Linked DNA regions of Homo sapiens: all the other regions are linked to region 1. Evidence: chromatin contacts called from ENCODE Hi-C data. All regions are on one chromosome and are shown on one strand. Each heading gives the region's core, a stretch centred on a gene start or an enhancer-like site at or near the end of the contact. The rest is flanking DNA. Distances are from core to core; before and after follow the strand shown.

The links. Hi-C counts contacts between places; a loop is a spot of excess contacts on that map. Pooled maps may share reads with other maps.
Region 2: a loop to region 1 is called in a map of CD8-positive, alpha-beta T cell, with 17 times the contacts of the local background. The contact joins the promoter of EEF1AKMT4 here to the promoter of DNAJB11 in region 1. A Hi-C loop is called at or near these places in 1 of 168 maps with a recorded cell type or tissue (CD8-positive, alpha-beta T cell), 2 of 37 single-sample maps with no recorded cell type and 10 of 50 pooled maps.
Region 3: a map of CD4-positive, alpha-beta T cell shows a loop between it and region 1 (8-fold over the local background). The contact joins the promoter of PARL here to the promoter of DNAJB11 in region 1. A Hi-C loop is called at or near these places in 2 of 168 maps with a recorded cell type or tissue (CD4-positive, alpha-beta T cell and CD4-positive, alpha-beta memory T cell) and 7 of 50 pooled maps.
Region 4: a loop to region 1 is called in a map with no recorded cell type, with 10 times the contacts of the local background. The contact joins the promoter of POLR2H here to the promoter of DNAJB11 in region 1. A Hi-C loop is called at or near these places in 2 of 37 single-sample maps with no recorded cell type and 6 of 50 pooled maps.

The regions. Positions count from the first base shown.
Region 1 is chr3:186,569,415-186,572,180 of GRCh38, reverse strand. It overlaps DNAJB11 (DnaJ heat shock protein family (Hsp40) member B11), which reads right to left and starts at 1,461. Exons shown (of 10, transcript NM_016306.6): 1 at 1,216-1,461; 2 at 1-86. The coding sequence starts at 1,283. It also overlaps a transcript of TBCCD1 not described here. RefSeq lists a silencer at 1,210-1,449.
Region 2 is chr3:184,248,279-184,251,319 of GRCh38, reverse strand. EEF1AKMT4 (EEF1A lysine methyltransferase 4) reads right to left here and starts at 1,648. Exons shown (of 3, transcript NM_032331.4): 1 at 1,430-1,648. The coding sequence starts at 1,625. It overlaps ALG3 (ALG3 alpha-1,3- mannosyltransferase), which reads left to right and starts at 2,358. Exons shown (of 9, transcript NM_005787.6): 1 at 2,358-2,575. The coding sequence starts at 2,380. It overlaps EEF1AKMT4-ECE2 (EEF1AKMT4-ECE2 readthrough), which reads right to left and starts at 1,648. Exons shown (of 19, transcript NM_014693.4): 1 at 1,430-1,648. The coding sequence starts at 1,625. RefSeq lists enhancers at 1,762-1,871, 1,902-1,961, 2,042-2,091, 2,290-3,033, 3,034-3,041.
Region 3 is chr3:183,883,619-183,886,675 of GRCh38, reverse strand. PARL (presenilin associated rhomboid like) reads left to right here and starts at 1,796. Exons shown (of 10, transcript NM_018622.7): 1 at 1,796-1,954. The coding sequence starts at 1,830. RefSeq lists enhancers at 1,347-1,576, 1,617-1,666 and silencers at 1,616-1,766, 1,877-2,036.
Region 4 is chr3:184,360,459-184,363,435 of GRCh38, reverse strand. POLR2H (RNA polymerase II, I and III subunit H) reads right to left here and starts at 1,726. Exons shown (of 6, transcript NM_006232.5): 1 at 1,290-1,726; 2 at 1-563. CLCN2 (chloride voltage-gated channel 2) reads left to right here and starts at 1,831. Exons shown (of 24, transcript NM_004366.6): 1 at 1,831-2,019. The coding sequence starts at 1,957. LOC124906311 (a long non-coding RNA gene) reads right to left here. Exons shown (of 3, transcript XR_007096193.1): 1 at 2,679-2,977; 2 at 2,486-2,572; 3 at 2,125-2,217. RefSeq lists silencers at 57-236, 297-566, 637-906, 1,467-2,056.

The DNA.
Region 1 (2,766 bases), core at 212-2,711:
GCTGCAGGGCTAGTTTCCTATAGGCCTTTTTAATATCCTTTATAGAGGCACTTCGAGGCACCCCCAAGATCTTATAGAAATCTCGTCTGGGAAGTAGAGGGAGAGAATACTTCATTAAAGAGTTACATGTTACATTTTTCAAAGTAAAAGATTTATTTTTCCTCTACATTTAGGTTTGTATCTGAGCAAAGAGGTATAAAAATGAAGGTTTATGTGACACATACACACACAAAGAATGACTAAAGAGAGAACACCAGAATTTGTAATGAATCTTATATATTGAAGTAATCACAGTAAGAGGCTATATACTTCTTTTCGGATTATTCAAAACATCTGTGGCACTTTTCTTTCAGAACCACCTTCGGTCAAGAAAACCACTTCCTTATTTTATGGTCTCATGTTATCTTTAGGCAATAACCATATAATCAAATTAACTCTTCCCCCCTTTCCCTATACTGGCTCCAAATGATTTTGACTTTTCTAAAAGTCAAATAACACTCTCAAAGGATGATTTTCCTTCTTTAAAAAGATTATGCCACATAAATGTCCTAACAGTAGCACTGCCAGAATGTTAAAGATGAAGCAACTTAAGATAATAAATAGCTCAAGAAGCTGGGAAGTACAAGGGCTGTCTAAAGATCTTCTTGTTCCCATCCCGCATCCAATTTCGTTCAGTCCCAACTCGGGCTGGCATCATCCACCCACTTTAATGTCAGCCCCAGAATGGCTCTTCGAAGGCTTGGCATAGAGCATCGTCCGCTTCTCCACCTCAGCGGGGCACAGCAACTCACCTCTTTGATCAAACAAACGTCCATCCCCTCAACCTCAGCCTGGCACTGTCACTATCTTTCCTTACAGTCAGGCATCCCTCTTTCTTCCCCAGCTCTACGTGACACTGCTTCAGCTCGCAACCACCTTCTTTCCCTCATCCCCCAAATGCCGTTTGGCAATGCATCCAACTCCCACTCCTCTGGGCAAATCTAGCTCTACCTAAGACCCTCTCTGGACCTAAGGCCCTCTCACTGGTGTCACCCACGGTTCTCCTCTCACCCCACTAGCCTGGCCCATACTACCCCTTCCTCCGCCACCCCGCCAACCCACAGCGATGCCCCTCTCCACTCCGTCAGTCTGGCAATGCCACTTCCCCCACCCCCTCCCACCCCCCAGCAAAGGCTGACCCACAGGCCCCGTTGTCTGCGAGTGTCTGTTCCTCACCCGGCAATCACCGCCCCGATGAGGTATAGCAGCAACAGGCAAAAGGTGCTCAGGTTCTGCGGAGCCATGGTTCCTCTGTCCCGGGTCCTGTTCCACACACTCCTCACAGCCTCCTCCGCCGCCGCGTCGGCTCGCCAGCCCACCCGGCCCTGTGAGGCCGCCTCACACCGGGGGGGCGCGGGGGTCTCCTTGGTCCGCAGAGACAGCTAGCTAGCCCCCTCTTCTGCCGGTCCACTTCCCGGGAGTCCCGAGTCCCGGTGAGAGAAGCCCCCGGTAGGCGAGAGCCAATCGTTGCCCGGGACATCACACGCGGCCGGCGCCTGGAAGCCAATCAGCGCAGTACACTTCACCTCCGAGGCGGCACGGGCAACCAGTTAGGCTTCAGAACTGCAGTCGCAGCTCTTGACCAATTAGAAGCGGAGACGTCAGAGGGTCGCGCCGCTGCAGGAACCCGCTCTGCCTGAGCTACCGCGAGTCGTAGAAAATTACGTAATGATAGGGGGCCGGTCAGAGTGAGGGCACCTGAGGTACACGAAATCCCTCCGGCTTGCCCACTTCCTCGGACTTTCCACCAATCAGGAGCTTCCTCCCCAGCACCAACCAATTGTGGGAGAGAAGTTTTCTCTGTGCTACAAGCCCGGAATTTCATTCATACCCAGCTACGCTCCGAATGAGGGAGCAGAGGTACAGCGGCCGAATGAGCGGGAACAGTTATTCCACGACAGGTGTACATCAGACGCATTGCTTAGGCCTCTTATTTTACGTTCTCCAAGCAACTCCATAAGACAACTGTCTCGGAAAGGCTACAGTGATGACAGACCGACTTAAGTTCGGATTCGGCTTCCACCGCTTCTTAGTGGTGAGACCCCCCACCCCTCCCCTCCTCCCAAGTCTGAGCCTAAGTTTATCAACAAAACTGAGGCAAAGCACTTATTGGCAGTTCTGTGAATTTTAACAGGGAAAAAAATCGGTAAATCATCGGGCGTATAGTAAGCAGGCAACGAGTAAAAACCATTATTACGGTTCAAGCAGAACTCTTTGATTCCCCATCTTCCCCCCGATTTTGCTCATCGCAGTTACACAACACCTAGTTGATCAGGACAAAGCTCTAGGTGTTTTTATTCCTTTCATGCATAAGCTATCCAACTCTTTACCTCTGAACTATACTTCAATCTGTTCACTACATCTCCATTACCAGGATTCTGGGTCACAGTGTATCTCTCACCTGGCCAGGGCCTCCTAACTGGCCTCCTTGCCCCCACTCTTAATATCTTCCTTAATATCTTAATATATGTTGCTCATCCCTGTCCCTCACTCCATGATTTAAAAAAAAAAAAAAAAAGCCCGGGCGCGGTGGCTCACCCACCCAAAGTGTAATCAGCACTTTGCGAGGCCGAGACGGGCGGAGCACCTGAGGTCAGGAGCTTGAGACCAGGCTGGCCAACATGATGAAACCCTGTCTCTACTAAAACTACAAAAATTAGCCAGGTGTGGTGGCGAGCGCCTGTAACCCCAGCTGCTCGGGAGCCTGAGGCAGGAGAATTGCTTGAA
Region 2 (3,041 bases), core at 399-2,898, 2.3 Mb after region 1:
CTCAAATGATCCACCCGCCTTGGTCTCCCAAAGTGTTGTGATTACAAGCATAAGCCACTGCTCTGGCCTAAATTTTTTGTAGAGATGGGATCTCACTATGTTGCCCAGGCTGGTCTTGAGCTCCTGCGATCAAGTGATCCTTCCACCTTGGCCTCCCAAAGTGCTGGGATTATGAGCATGAATCATGAGGCCAGCCCAGAGTCCAAGTTCTTTTCTTTTTTTTTTTTTTTTTTTGAGACAGAGTTTTGCTCTTCTTGCACAGGCTGGAGTGCAATGGCATGATCTTGGCTCACCACAACCTCCGCCTCCCTGGTTCAAGCGATTTTCCTGCCTCAGCCTCCCAAGTAGTTGGGATTATAGGCATGCGCCACCACACCCGACTAATTTTTTGTATTTTTAGTAGAGATGGGGTTTCTCCATGTTGGTCAGGCTGATCTCGAACTCCCGACCTCAGGTGATCCGCCCGCCTTGGCCTCCCAAAGTGCTGGGATTAATGGCGTGAGCCACCGCGCCCAGCCAAGTTATTAACCACTAAATTATACTTTTTTTTCTATCCCTAGTAATGTTCTATTTCTCAAACTGAGTGGAATAGACACACACATTAGATTTGTTATTTATACCTTACATATATATTACATATACCTTTTTTATTTATTAAAGACTTCACTTAAACATACAAAGGCTTTTACAAAGAGCAAAGTAAAAACGACAATTGGAAGAAAATCTGTTGCTCATTCAAACTTTACTAGCGCCTCCAAGGCTGACACTAGGAGAGAACCTCAAGAGGTCAGCCGAACACCCCAGAGCCCTACCTTTCCTCCAGCACGTCTCCCTTTGGGGAATCGTATCACCCTGGGCGGCAATCTCCCCTCCACCCCTAGAGGGTGCTGTTCTCACTCTCTAAGGCATAGGACCAAGTTTCAGACAGGACTCTCTCTAGGTGACTCTGGCTCCCAGTGCCCAGGGGCAAAAAGAAAAGCGCTGGGCATTATTCTCGAGGTGCCTGCGCGTGCCGCCTCCGATGTGAACTCGCAGTACCATTTCTAGAACTGAATCTAAAGCTCAGAACGGGTTCATGACTTGTCCTAAGTTTTACAAGTCAATTAGCGCTAGGACTTGATCTCGGTCCTCTGAGCAATCCGGTCCCCAAGGCTGCCTGCCTCCCGAGGGTCCGGACAGGGTCTTGGGTACCCCCAACGCTCAAACTCTGAGGGACTGTCTTTCTCCAGAGGGCCCCGGGACCAACAATCTCTTACTCCTGTTAGCCTTGACTAAATACAGCCGGGACTCTGAAGGAGCTGGATCTCGCGTCCCAACGCAGGCGTCCTCCAAGAGGGATAGACAGGCGGGAGGAAAGCGGACCAGGCCAAGCCCATGCGGCGCCGGTCCTGCCAGCTCTACCTGGCGGGGCCGCGCCGGGATTACCCACCTAGCACAAGGATACGGTCCTCGGGCCGCAGCTCCGGCTCTAGGAGGGCACGGAAGGAGGAGAAGTCCCCGAACCAATCGTAGGGGGCAGAATCGGCTGCGCCTTGGTAGCGCTGATCCCAGTACTCGACTTCGCGGTACCCGCAGTTCCGCTCCGGTAACTCCGGAGGCGCCCTACCTGCCCCTGGAGAGGCCATGCTCTCAACCGCCGGGCAGCCAGAGCCGCCGGCCCTTCAGCCAATACGGAAGGCAGGATGCAGAAGGCGGGGCGCTGGTGTCTCCGCCCACCACCTGCAGTTGCTCAACACAAACACGTGGAACTTCCGTCCTTTACTAAGCGCTCTTCGAAGAATCCTCCGGCTGGGAAAACTATCGTCCAGACCCTGAATCCTCCGGCTGTACTGCCAAGTCATTTCCTAGGGCCGCACTCAAGGTGTCAGACTCACGTGGGCTCATCACTGCGTCCTCTCATATTTTCAATATGAATGACTTTTATCAGGAAATCTGAAAATTAGTGAAAGGTTCATTTTTCTCAGCATCCGGAAGGCTCGAAGGGCAGGCAGGAGGGGCGCGAACAGGGGCTTTGCCCTCCTGGAGAGACAGCATGAACACAGATGTTCCCAGCGCAGGCGAAGGAGAATGCTGGCTTCAGCGGTTGTGGGGGAGGTAGGCAGGAATGTTGCTTTTCTGGACATTCGTTCTAAATTAGCGCCTGTGTACCCAGGGCTGGGTATAAACTGAGGAGTAAGACATTGTCCCTGCTCCTATGGAGCGTGGAGTGCATCAGAGGAGACAAATGCAGAAAAATTACATTTTAGTGGAGTAAATGAAGACTGGCTACTCGGATCGGCGCTTAGCCTGGTGGGACGCCAGGCACGGGAAGCGGAACCTAAGTGTCGAAGGTTCGGGTTTCCGGGGGTGGTGGGCCCACACAAGCGGCGCACCGTTAAGATGGCGGCTGGGCTGCGGAAACGCGGCCGGTCCGGTTCCGCGGCCCAGGCAGAGGGACTCTGCAAGCAATGGCTGCAGCGCGCCTGGCAAGAGCGGCGCCTGCTGCTGCGGGAGCCGCGCTACACGCTGCTGGTGGCCGCCTGCCTCTGCCTGGCGGAGGTGGGCATCACCTTCTGGGTCATTCACAGGGTGGCATGTGAGTGCGCCGAGGGGGAGGGGAGGGGAGGGAGGGAGACCTGAACCCGCGACCCAAACTGGATCTCAGACCTGGAACTCCAAACCAGACTCTGTATCCACTCACTCGTCAATTGCGAACCCATCCATATCCCTTACCTGAGCGCCAAGCCTGCTCTACAGAAAACCGGATCTTAATCTGCCCGCATGGCAGAGGTGGATACCCTAGAGATTGGCCTTCTGCACTGAACTTACAGCCTGCAAACCAGCTTAGAAGTCAGATTTGAGCCAAAATTGTTGTACTGCTGCTGCTGCTGCTTTTCTCTGTGGCTTTGGACACCTCAGGTCTCCTCCTGGATCTCAGCTTTTTCCATGTGTTCAGTTCTGTGATCTTTGAACGTCCCTTCTCAATGATGGCATCTTGTGACCACTTGAGTCCATTAGGCATTATTGGCTACTCCTTTCCAGGCTGAAACTATACTCTAGGC
Region 3 (3,057 bases), core at 547-3,046, 2.7 Mb after region 1:
CATATATAATCACGTCTATGATCTAGATCTAGTATAACTCTTGTTGTTTTATATATTTTATTATACTGGAACAGCTCGTGCCCTTGGTCTCTTGCCTCGGCACCTGGATGGCTTGCCGCCCACAGAGAATCTAGAACAATGCCGTATGGGCCCCTCTCTGGGTTGTGTGGAAAAGGCGTGAATTTATTTTAGTTTTTCAAACAAGTCGTGCGCTGGGAGACATCACAAATGCTATTCTTTCTGAGGAACACTTCAATCCTCTTCTCTTGGTGACCTCTATCAGTTTCTCTGGGAAGCCTTCTCCCTGAGCCTCCCATGCCCCTTCCTTCAATTGGGCTATATCCCCCCTCTCTAGACTCCTACAGAGCCTTCTCCCCCAATACAATAGAATCTTTGTGAGGTCAGATATAGTGTCTTCTCAATTGTATCCCCAGGTTTAACATATCACCTGACACACTGTAGGTGCTTAATAAGAGCTTATGGAATGAATGAAGTGCTATTGCAGAGATAAGCATAAAGCGGTATGTGAGTACAAAGGAAGGGAATCTAAATTGGAGTGGAGGTCTGGGAAAGGCCTCCTGGAAGAGGTGACACTTGAGGCTGACCTGAAGGACAAGTCGGTTAGATGTTTCAAGTGGTGAGAACGGTAGCATGAATGCTCAGCAGTGGGAACGCGGATGGTGCCTTTGAGTAATGGCCAATGACTGTATGGCTGCAGCTAGGGTCGGGGGGAATGGAATGGCAGGGAATCAAGCTAACTGACAGGTAGTTGAGGGATGGATTATGAAAAAGTGAAAGCCCGCTTTTCATTTCAGGCTTGGATTTTGTGTTTATTTACTTATTTATTTATGAGAAAGGGTCTCACTCTGTTGCCCAGGCTGGCACGATATCGGCTCACTGCAACCTCCCGAGTTCAAGTGATTCTCCCACCTCAGCCTCTCGAGTAGCTGGGATTACAGGTTTGCGCCACCACGCCCAGCTAATTTTTGTATTTGTATTTGTAATTTTTTTGAGACGGATCTCGCTCTGTCACCTAGGCTGGAGTGCAGTGGTCCAATCTCGGCTCACTGCAACCTCCGCCTCCCAGGTTCAAGCAATACTCCTGCCTCAGCCAACTGAGTAGCTGGGATTACAGGCCCCTGCCACCATGCCCGGCTAATTTTTGTATTTTTAGTAGAGACGGGGTTTCACCATGTTGGCCGGGCTGGTATCGAACTCCTGACCTCAGGTGATCCGCCGGCCTCGGCCTCCCAAAGTGCTGGGATTAAAGGGGTGAGCCACCCCGCCCGATAGGCTTGGACTTTGTTAAAGGCATACAGAATAACACGAAGTGGTGAGATGCAGAAAAAAGTAGTAATTTAAGAAAACTTGGCTTGCCACGTTGGTTCCTCTAGGGACCAGCCCTGCAACTCCGGGCAAGTCCTATCCCCTCTGACCAGAGGCAAAGTGAAACAGTGATGACATCTACCTCTAGCAGTGCTGTGACGATTAAATGCGATCTTAGGCAAAGCGCCTGGTATGTGCCGTTACTCGAAAAAATGACAGTTGTCCCTCTTCGCTCTGGCCCCATCCTCCTCATCTGCAAATGCCGGGAGGCCGGGCCACTCTCGCAGGTCGCTCCCGGAGCCAGCTGAGCAGTGGGAGGGGAAGCGGTGGGACAGAAGGGCGCCAGCCAGTCGTCCGGGCACCGTGGCTGGTTCGGCTGCCGCTCAGCCGCGCGGGGGCGCTCTAGACTGCTCCTCGTGCTCTATGGTGTTGCCTTCGCCCCGGAAGTAGTTGCGCAGCTGGGGTTGGTAAGGTCGGGCCATGGTGGGGCAGAGGTTGGGAAGATGGCGTGGCGAGGCTGGGCGCAGAGAGGCTGGGGCTGCGGCCAGGCGTGGGGTGCGTCGGTGGGCGGCCGCAGCTGCGAGGAGCTCACTGCGGTCCTAACCCCGCCGCAGCTCCTCGGACGCAGGTAATAGCCGCCGCGCTCTGGTCTTCTCGCCTCTTGGTCCCTGAGCTCTGGCCGTGTATCCTCGGGGGCGGAGGCCGTCTGGGCCTCTTGTGCTGGCCCCAGCTCACCCCCTTCACCTTACCTGCCCCTTCTCTCTCCTCTCTCGCCTCCGTCCAGTCCTCGCTTCTCGCTCCCCTTGCCCAGCCCAGCCCCCCGCGAGCCTGCGCTTTCTCCTTTCCCATTGGGAAGGACGTGACTGGAAGGGGAACTAAGCTGAGGGTTCATTGCGTGCCACACTTCATAATCGCGAGTGGAAACTGTTGAGCCAGTTTCTGAAGTGAAGAAGTTAGTACAGCTGGCAGAATGGCGGTTTTTATTCTTTTTCCATCTAATTATAAAGGTTGTGTTCCATTACAACCAGTCGCCTTCTTTAGCTTGTGATCTAAGGGAGGACGAAGTCTGATGGAAGGTATCACTTTGTGTCTGGCAAAGTCGTAGGAGAGGCTTTATTGTTGAATTGAGACAGTGGAAGATTTCGTTTCCGGTTGATTTGGAAAGAAAACTGCCGAACCTTCCGAGTAGAAGTGTGAAGCGTATGGTTGATCAGTATTGCTGATTTTTGCATCACAGTAATTCATTTCTAATTTGAGAGAGAAGAGAGAAATTCCTCACCTGTTTAAGAATCTGATGTGCATTTGGCTTTGAAAATTTTCCTCCTCTTTTGTTCAAAACTTCATTCCTTCCAATTTCTGACTTGGTTAGATGGGTGCCTCGAATCCACCTGATTGCTGATAAGAAACATTGTTTATCAACACGTGGGATAGTCAGTGGTAAATAATCGAGGCTCTAATGTGGCGGAGCCATTGCCTAATCTCAAGGATCACCTGAAGAGTTTGTATGGATTTTATGTCCCAGGCCTCACCCCAGTCCTCCCAAATCACAATCAGGAGAGGGGTGGGTGGAGTGGAAGAACCTATATGTCCGACAAGCATTCCAGGTGAATTTTATCAGGGACTTGTGAAAACTTTACATACATTGTATCTTCATACACTAACATAGATCTGTCAGGCACTAATCTTAAACTCCTGGGGAGGTGGAAAATGAGGACAGATGGAGGTGGTAAT
Region 4 (2,977 bases), core at 477-2,976, 2.2 Mb after region 1:
CGTGCACCCCCTAGCGTGGACAAGACCGGAGAGAACCAAAAGCACCTCCTGAAAGCGCGGCGGCCAGACGAGAGTGGCGCATGCGCACAAACAAGCGGTAACGCGACCACTTCCGCCACAGCCTCCCGCTCGGGGCTACTTAACTTCCGTCCCGAAAGATTGCTTCCGAGAGGCTTCGGCATTGAGGGCGGGTCTCATGTCCAGGTGGCTCTGCCCAGGGCGGGGAAGCAATAGGCTGTAGAGCGGGTTCTCGCGCTCCGCTGGGGCCCTACTGCGCCCTCTTCAGAGGCCGGGTTCCGAAGACTGGAATGCGTGGGGGCCTAACCCAGGCAGGGACCTTGATCCTTGGCCCAGAGAAGCCGGGCCCTAGCCCTACCCCGCCGGTCCGCGTGCCCGCCGAGGGCACAGTCCGCGCCGAGGGCAGGTGGAGCAGAACCCCGCCCCAGAGGTGCCCAGCCCCTCCAGCCGGCACCGAGGACCCCGGGGCCGGCCTGGGCCGGCTCGGCCCTGCTGGACGTAACCCGAGCCGGATCCGTCCAGTTTGGGAATTTGCCATGACGTCGCTATGGAGAAGAGGAAAGCCTGCATTGTCCCCTCCTCTCGTACTGCACCCTCCCACCACTGCCCTCCCTCTTCCCCCCAGGCCCTGCTCTCTTCCCCTACACCGCCCCTTCAGCCGGGCTCCCGCCACCCCCCTCCCCCGGGCATTACCCCTCCAGCTTAGTGCTGCGCGTTCCCCCTCCACTGCCTTCTCCTGGACACGGATCCCCTCCGTGCCCCTTCAGCCTGGCACTGCCCTGTCCCTTGGATACCAGCTCTTCCCTCACACTGGCCCTTCCTCCTGAGTGCTGGCTTCTATCACAAGGCCCCCCCTTCCCGGGCACTGCTCCCGCCCCCTGAGCCCCGCCTCTGCCTCCCAAATGCCCCTTACTCCTGGTGCTGGCTCTCCCGCACACTTGTGCGTTTCCTGGGCGCTGCCCTCGCTCCTCTCACACTATCTCTACGCTGCCCATCCACCCTGCGCGCGCTCCGCCCTCTGTTCTATCCTTCCCCAGCCCCTGATAGAGAACCCAGAACACCAGCAGGCAGTTCCCCCAAAGCGGAGGGATGGAAGCAGCGACTTGGGTTCCTCCTTGGGCCCAGCCAGGGAGAAGCGACCCACGCCCGCGTCCCAGGAGTAGACTTCCCGGCACCTGGAGCTCCCTTCCCTCCGGCCTACCCCTTCCGGTGCCCTCCCCAACCTCCACCCCCGCACACCCCGCAGGCCCGGTTGCTCCAAGTGCACCTACCCACGGGAGCCCCGAGAAAAGGAAGGATGAGGAAGACGGCCCCAACCCTCTCCGAATCCTTCCAGCTTTGCTTTTCACCCCTGACGGGGCAGAGGGGCCTTCCCAGGCCTGTCTGGGCCGCTCGTCTCTTCGGAGGGGCAGAGGGGAGGCGGCTCCTAACGGGCTGACCCGGAGGAGTCCGATGTAGACAGCTCCGCAGCCCCCAGCCCCAACCCCTACGGAGCTCAGGCGTCTGCAGCCCCTCCTGCCTGGGCACGGGGAACCGCGAACCCGGGCCGGCCCCTCCACGTGCCAGTAGACCCGCCCCTCCCGGGCGCCCCTCTCCGACCCGGGCATCCGCAGGGAGCCGGCGCGGGCTTGCGCCTTCCCAGCGCCCCTTGCCGCCTCTCGGGAGGCCCCGCGCGGACCCCAGCCTGGCTGGGCCGTCCCCTCCGGATGGGCCGGCGGGCGGAGCAGCGCAGAGGGCACCGCCCTCGGCCCGCCCGCCGGGGAGGGGACGCGAGCGGGAGGCTGCGCCAGCGGCGCCCGCCGGGGGCCCGCCGCACTCTGCTCTCGGCCTCCCGGGCTGCGGGGACGGGACGGCTGCCGGCGCGGACTTTGCGGGCCGGGAGCCGAGTCCAGGACAGAGCCGGAACCGCCGAGGGAGGCGAGAGGGCAGTGCGCGGAGATGGCGGCCGCGGCGGCGGAGGAAGGGATGGAGCCACGGGCGCTGCAGTACGAGCAGACCCTGGTAAGTGAAGCTGAGCTGAGCCCCAGGAGTGCGCTCCGGGACCCCTGCTCCAGGTTACCCTGGGAAGCGCGAGGACCAGGGGCCTACCCTAATCCTGTCCTAGCATTTTGAGCTGGGGAAACTGAGGCTTGGAAGTCTGAGGCTGCAGGGCCGAAGGGATGGAAAACTGCATGCTGGTTTCTGGCTGAGGCTGAGGGCCTGCAGAGGACAAGGACACCAGGTACTTGTCTCAGGTGTCCTTCCCCTCACCCCACAACATGCACGTTTTCTTTGCACCTCCCCTTCACCACCTGGGCCCAAGTCTCAGCACCCCACTGCCCCTTCCGCGGCACCATTCACACCATTGAACTTTCTCTACGCCACTATCTCCACCACCCAAGACATTCTCTGTGTCCCTGCCATGTGCATGGCACCATGCTAAGCATAGAATCGAGTGTGTAGAAAGATGGTCAGCCCCAGACCCTACCTCTGGAGGCTCCACACCCAGCGTTGGCTCCAGGAGCCCCTCAGTTGACTCTGGAAAAAGGTGGCTTGCCACTCTGGGGGACAGGAGCTTTAGGGAGGGTGGGTGAAGCAGGAATGGGTGTGGGAATTGGGACCTTTGTCTATGCTGATGCGGGGTATCCAGCCCCCACCCACCCCAGGGTGTGTCCCCTGACCTCATTAGAAGCAGGGGTCCTGGGCTCTGAGCTGACTTATCGCCCCCATTGTTACTTGGTGTTTGAGAAGCCACGTGACCCTCCTCATGTCACTGGGGTGGAAGACCCAAGCCCTAGGGAAAGGAAGGGGCCCGTGGTTCCTTTTTACCAGCTTGGGCTGGAATTTGCCCAGGAAGGTGGCAGGGAGGGAACGTCTTGGAGAGGAGAGGCTATAAGTCTGGGAGGTGCCCAGTTAGGAGAAAGTAGCTGGATGAATCAGGATGTCAGGGAGAGGTGGGAGTAGAGCAAGGGTAGAGGGG